2 separate regions of the Mus musculus genome follow, and region 2 is linked to region 1. Evidence: chromatin contacts called from ENCODE Hi-C or POLR2A ChIA-PET data. All regions are on one chromosome and are shown on one strand. The core of a region is the stretch at or near the end of the contact, and the rest is flanking DNA. Distances in the headings are between cores, read along the strand shown.

Evidence for each region. Hi-C counts contacts between places; a loop is a spot of excess contacts on that map. ChIA-PET counts read pairs that join two places held with the same protein, here RNA polymerase II (POLR2A).
Region 2: a loop to region 1 is called in a map of left cerebral cortex, with 5 times the contacts of the local background. The contact joins the promoter of Grb2 here to the enhancer-like site in region 1. A Hi-C loop is called at or near these places in 3 of 37 maps with a recorded cell type or tissue (heart and left cerebral cortex). POLR2A ChIA-PET finds 5 or more read pairs at or near these places in 3 of 5 experiments (Patski and embryonic stem cell).

What each region holds. Positions count from the first base shown.
Region 1 is chr11:115,672,655-115,675,354 of GRCm38, forward strand. The region is part of intron 2 of Grb2 (growth factor receptor bound protein 2); the gene reads right to left. Among named protein-coding and RNA genes, the nearest start is that of Grb2, 35 kb to the right of the region's middle. Within about 2 kb of position 1,438, at least 2 of the 3 ENCODE cell types and tissues checked have a DNase peak (open chromatin) inside an H3K27ac peak, as active enhancers do; they include left cerebral cortex, where a contact is called at or near this core.
Region 2 is chr11:115,707,200-115,709,899 of GRCm38, forward strand. Grb2 (growth factor receptor bound protein 2) reads right to left here and starts at 1,398. Exons shown (of 6, transcript NM_008163.4): 1 at 1,195-1,398.

The DNA.
Region 1 (2,700 bases), core at 188-2,687:
TAAAAATAAACATTAAAAAAAAAAAAAAGGAGAAAACAGACTAAGCTGCTAAGGGCCAGGATCAAAGAATGGCTGTGCCGTTCAAAGAGGGAGCAATGAGGTGAACAAGCTGGCCAGAGAACTTGACTTTGTTGGGTTTTCTTTTCTCTTTCCTTCTTTTTTTTTTTTTTTTTTTTTTTTTTTTGCTTTTTTGAGACAGTCACTCTGTAGTCCAGACTGGCTTTGAATTCAGAACAAGCCTCTTGCCTCAGGCTCCAGAACGTAGGATTACAGTTGTAAGATGTTCATCTAGTTCCAACACTCTACTAAACATCCCCGTGAGTCCTGCCAGTTCCTTACCAGCTGCCTGGTTATCAGGGAGAACTGCTTCCCATGCAGGTCTAGGCTCACAGAACATGGACTATGCTTTGTGAATTTATGCATGAATTGTCTGTTTACAATGAAGGACTTGTGCTAAGCATCTTGGATGCTGTTACAGAGGAAACCATTCTGGGGCTCAGAACCAAGAATAAACTAATCCAAGTCTGCCATAAACCAAGCAATCTACCTAAAAAGATGATCCGAGTTCCGGACTGGTGAGATGACTCACTGGTAAAGAAAGGCACTTGCTGCCGAGCCTGAGAACCTGAGTTCAAACTCTGGAACCAACACGAAGGAAGGTAAGAAAGCCCTAAAGCTTTCTAACTGCCATACATATCCACAAACACCCCAAAGCAAGGAAATAAAGCAAACAAACTACAATGCAGCGACCAACACTCTCTTCTAGCTTATTGTATGGTATTTTTCATCTTATTTTCACAGACAATAAGGAGAGCACCTATAAGTTTGTTTTTTATATTTACTTCTGTGTATGAGTGTTTTGTTTGCATGGATGTATGTATGTCCACTGCAAGGATGCCTGGGACCCACAAAAATTACAAGAAGTCTATCGGCTCCCTTGCAACTAGAACTGCAGGTGGCTGTGAGCTGCCATGTGGGTGGTGCTGGGATCCAACCCAGGTCTTCTCCTGAGCTCTCTTTCCTGTCCATTTATTCATTTAATTTGGTTTTTCTGGACTGGGTTTTTCCTGTGTAGCCCTGCCTGGCTGTCCTAGAACTCACTCTGTACACCAAGCTGGCCTTGGACTCAAAGAGAGCGCCATGCCCTCTGCCTCCCAAGTGATGGGATCAACGCATGTGCCGCCACCACAAGACAAGGTACTATTATGTAGCTCTGTCTGGCCTTGAACTCAGATCTGCATGCTTCTACCTACTAACTGCTGGGCTTAAATGTGTACACCATCTCTTATAAAAATCAGCTATCAAAGATATACTACCGATCTATTTATATACTGCTGGATATGTTATTTATGAGTCATTTTTCCCACCTCCAAACTCTCAGAAGCAGATTTCACCCCTTAGTGGAGAAATCAACCCTTGCCAAGAAGGCAAAGCTCCAACTCACTCACTGCCAACGTTACTCAGAACACACGGGAGTCAGGAAGCACTCCTGGAGATATTTTTAAGCATGTTGGTTTGACCAAGATGCTATAGATATAAGTATTGAACACTTTTCGTTTTACAAGCCGAGTAAGTAAGTTGCTGGGTGGGAAGACCAACGGAACAGGAACAAAAACCGCGTCTGCCTCTGTTTTAGCCTGTCAGGTGCACAGGCTTTGTCCTGAATTTAAATCTTCTAAACTATGGGAGCCCTACGCACATCATCAAACGTCTGAGCTCAGGAAGCAGCCAGTTGCCTCTGCTCCAGCGTGGGTACCTAAGTACAGTGGTGTGGGGGCCGATCTTCAAAAGGGCAGAACAGCCCCCCACCTCCAGTTGGGCTCACCCAGTTACTAATGTGACAACTGCTGACGGCTGAAGTACCACAATTAAATGCCAACTGCTCCCCACAAGGAGGGAAGAGGAAGGAAAAAATAGTAAGTCTAGGGAATGGAGGAGAGAAAACCAGAGCTGTGTGAGACAGATAATGAAAGACAGCAGGGGACTTTATCAAAAAGTGATTGCCCTGTGTGCCCAGCAGGAAGTACAGCCACTCCTCCCCTTCAAAAGCCTGGTGGGGCATGTCCAGGACAGCACAATCCATACTCTACCCTCCACACAAAACTGGTTCTTAGGGGACAGGGATACTTTGCAGGCATAAAGGTGGTTTTCTAATTCAAGAGTCAAGAGACCCTTGCAAATTAAGCATACCGCCTCTACTCAATTTTCTCATCTGGGCAAAGGGTACCGTAATGTTCAGCCATACACATGTGATTTCAGGTAAACCCCACCTTTTTTTTTTAAAGATTTATTTATTTATTATATGTAAGTACACTGTAGCTGTCTTCAGACACTCTAGAAGACGGCATTAGATGACATTACAGATGGTCGTGATCCACCATGTGGTTGCTGGGAATTGAACTCAGGACCTCTGGAAGAGCAGTCAGTGCTCTTAACTGCTGAGCAATCTCTCCAGCCCTCAGGTAAACTCTTTTTTTGTTTGTTTGGTTTTTTGTTTTGTTTTTTCGAGACAGGGTTTCTCTGTGTAGCCCTGGCTGTCCTGGAACTCACTTTGTAGACCAGCCTGGCCTCAAACTCAGAAATCCACCTGCCTCTGCCTCTGGAGTGCTGGGATTAAAGACATGCGCCACCATGCCCGGCTTCAGGTAAACTCTTAAACCAGGGCCAAGGGGAAGTCACTCTGGTCTCCTGTGCAACAGC
Region 2 (2,700 bases), core at 148-2,647, 35 kb after region 1:
CCTAGTTCCCAGGGGGAGAACTTAAACAGCCCCCTACCACCAACACCACCACCCGCCCCCGCCCCCCTGGCTCCCAAGTAGCCCTCCTGGCTGCCTGATGAATACAGTGGACGTTAAAAAAGGAATGCAAACAGGGAAGGTATCTCCCTCCAAAAGAAAAGGGGATCTTAGAACGACGGAGAAAATGAACAGTGCCCAAACCAGCAGAAACTTGAAAATTATAACGGAGGAACAGCAAGAAGGGGAAGTAGATTTTTTTTTAAAGGGGGCGGAGGGACCAATGACTGGCGCTACAGATGCTTTTCGTGTCCCTAGTAGCGTAGAATGGAGACAGAAGGCAAAAACGGAAAAGTGAAAGAGAGGTGAAGAAGTCAAAAACAAAAAACAAAACAAAAAAACAACAACAACAAAACCCAGTTTCTCTAGCCTCTTTCTGAGTGTCAACAGCACCGAAAGATGACGTTGAACGCGCTTCGGCTACCCGGCAAACTGCACTGCTATAGCTTTTGAACACAGCCTAAAATCCCTTTCTTACCAACCCACACGACCTAAGAGTGTTGCAGGAACCAACGGGGCTCTCTCCCCAAAATTCCTTCCTTCCAGCATTCCTATCCGCTGCTGCTGCTGCTTCCCCCCCACCCCCCAACAAGTATTTTTTCCCCCTCAAGTCCTTCTAAAAAGAGAAGCGCCCAACTCTCACAAAGACCCGTCGGCGGGTCCGGGTAACAATCATTCTAAGTCACGGTGGATTCCCGCACACAATTCCACCGCAAGATGCCAAGAGGCGGTGACGTGGTGGCCTTGCAGGTCAAAGGAGCATCAATCACCACGTTAGCTGCGGGCACCGAATCCCCCGCCTCCCGGGCTCAGTCAGCCTGACTCAGAGCAGCAGCCTGCGCCTCTCGGCTGCTCCGGGCTCCCCAGCGTCCAGCCGGACGGCCGCCACACCAGACCTCCCCGGCGGGCCGGGTCTCTGCCCCCAGCGGGAGGAAGACCGGCACCAGGAAGGAAGCGCCCCAAAAGGGGAAACGAGGAGACGGCTGCGCAGCCGCTGCGCTCGGGTCCCAGCCTTCCCCGGCCCGCGAGCGGCCCTCCCCGGCAGCCCCGAGCAGCCCGGGCCCGAGCCGCTCGCCGCCGCGCGGCGCGGGGACCACGGAGCTCCCGCTCACTTCCCGCCCGCTCCCCTGCACTCACCGTGACGCGCCGTCCACTCCGTCACCCGGCCCGGCCCGCCCTGCGCTGCCGCCCGCAGCCGCCAACCTCGCTGCTGCTCCCTGACTGCGGCGCCCGCTGCCCCGACCGCCGTCCCGGCCGCAGCCCCGCTCGCTCTCGCCGCCGCCGCCGCCCGATCGCAGAAGCAACAGAGCAACCTAGCTTCCGCTCCTCGCCAGGGTCCCGCGAGAACTTCCCCACGCGGCCCCGCCCCGCCGCGCCCCGCCCCCGCGAGACTTCCCCCGGCGGAAAAGGCCCAGAGCGCAAGCGCTCCTCCTCCGCTCCGCCCGGCAGGTAGCCTAGAGGGGGGCTTCGCGCATGCGTCAGCTCGGCCCGCAGCAGGTGGCACGGACTCGGCTCCGCCCCTGGGCCGTTGTAACCCTCTACGTGCCGGAGCAAGTGAATTACAGCTCTGCTCTAGAGGAACGGCGCTTTCCACACTCTAATCACGTCCTTTCTACCAAAACAAAGCAAAGAGGCACCGAGGAGCGGGGAGAGATCTCAGGATGGCTCAACCCAAATAGAGGACCAGTTCTAGAAACGTTTGGGGATCTGGTTCGTGCAACCTGCAGTATTCGATGAATTGTTTGATTAGTCTGTTCACGCAGTGAACCACATACCCAGTGTAAGTAAGCACTGTGCTGGGTAAAGAAGATGAAACAACGAGCAGAGATCCTGGCCTTCAAGAGGTTAAATCGAGAGAAGCAGCAGAAGAGTAAACAAGTAATGTCTTGGCTGGAGAGACCTCTCAGGTCAAAAACTGCTTGCTGCTCTTCCAGAGGACCTGCACCCACACCAGATGGCTCACAACTGTCTGTAACCCCAGTTCCAGGAGACTTAGTGCCGCTGGCCTCTGATAGCACTAGCATTCACCTGCACACACCCTCATGCGCGCGCGCGCGCGCGCGCACACACACACACACACACACACACACACACACACACATACACACACAGCTATAACACTTACACATAGCTCTTTGGGGGAATGCTGAGGAAGCCAAAAAGATAGAGAAAGGCTGGCTCTGTTCCTCAGCCCACTGTATAAAAGACTTAACAAAGAAGGTGATGTGGAACTGAGTACTGGAGGGCGAGTAGGAGTTCCACAGCACAGGAGCCAGGGTAAGCGCTTAGCCAACAAACGGAATGGCACAGAACAGAGAGATGGATGGAGGCGTGAGAAAGTCGTGTTCTGTGCGATGCAAAGTGCATAGATAGGTTCCTGTGCGGGGCTGCCGGTTTTGGGGGAGTAGTAGATGAAGCTTGGAGAAGTACCTCTCAGTTCCAAAAGCTCTTTTCAATTATAGGAGAGCAAGAACACAGCCAATGTCAATGTGTTCTCTAGAAGCCAACAAAATACAGTTAAGAATACCCAAGCCTCTGCTACAATAATGAGTCCACTAAAATAAGGCAAGTGAATTGTTCTTTCGACAAGTGTTTACTGAACATCATTTGCAATTGAAAATGCCTTTCAGAGCAAAAGATGAA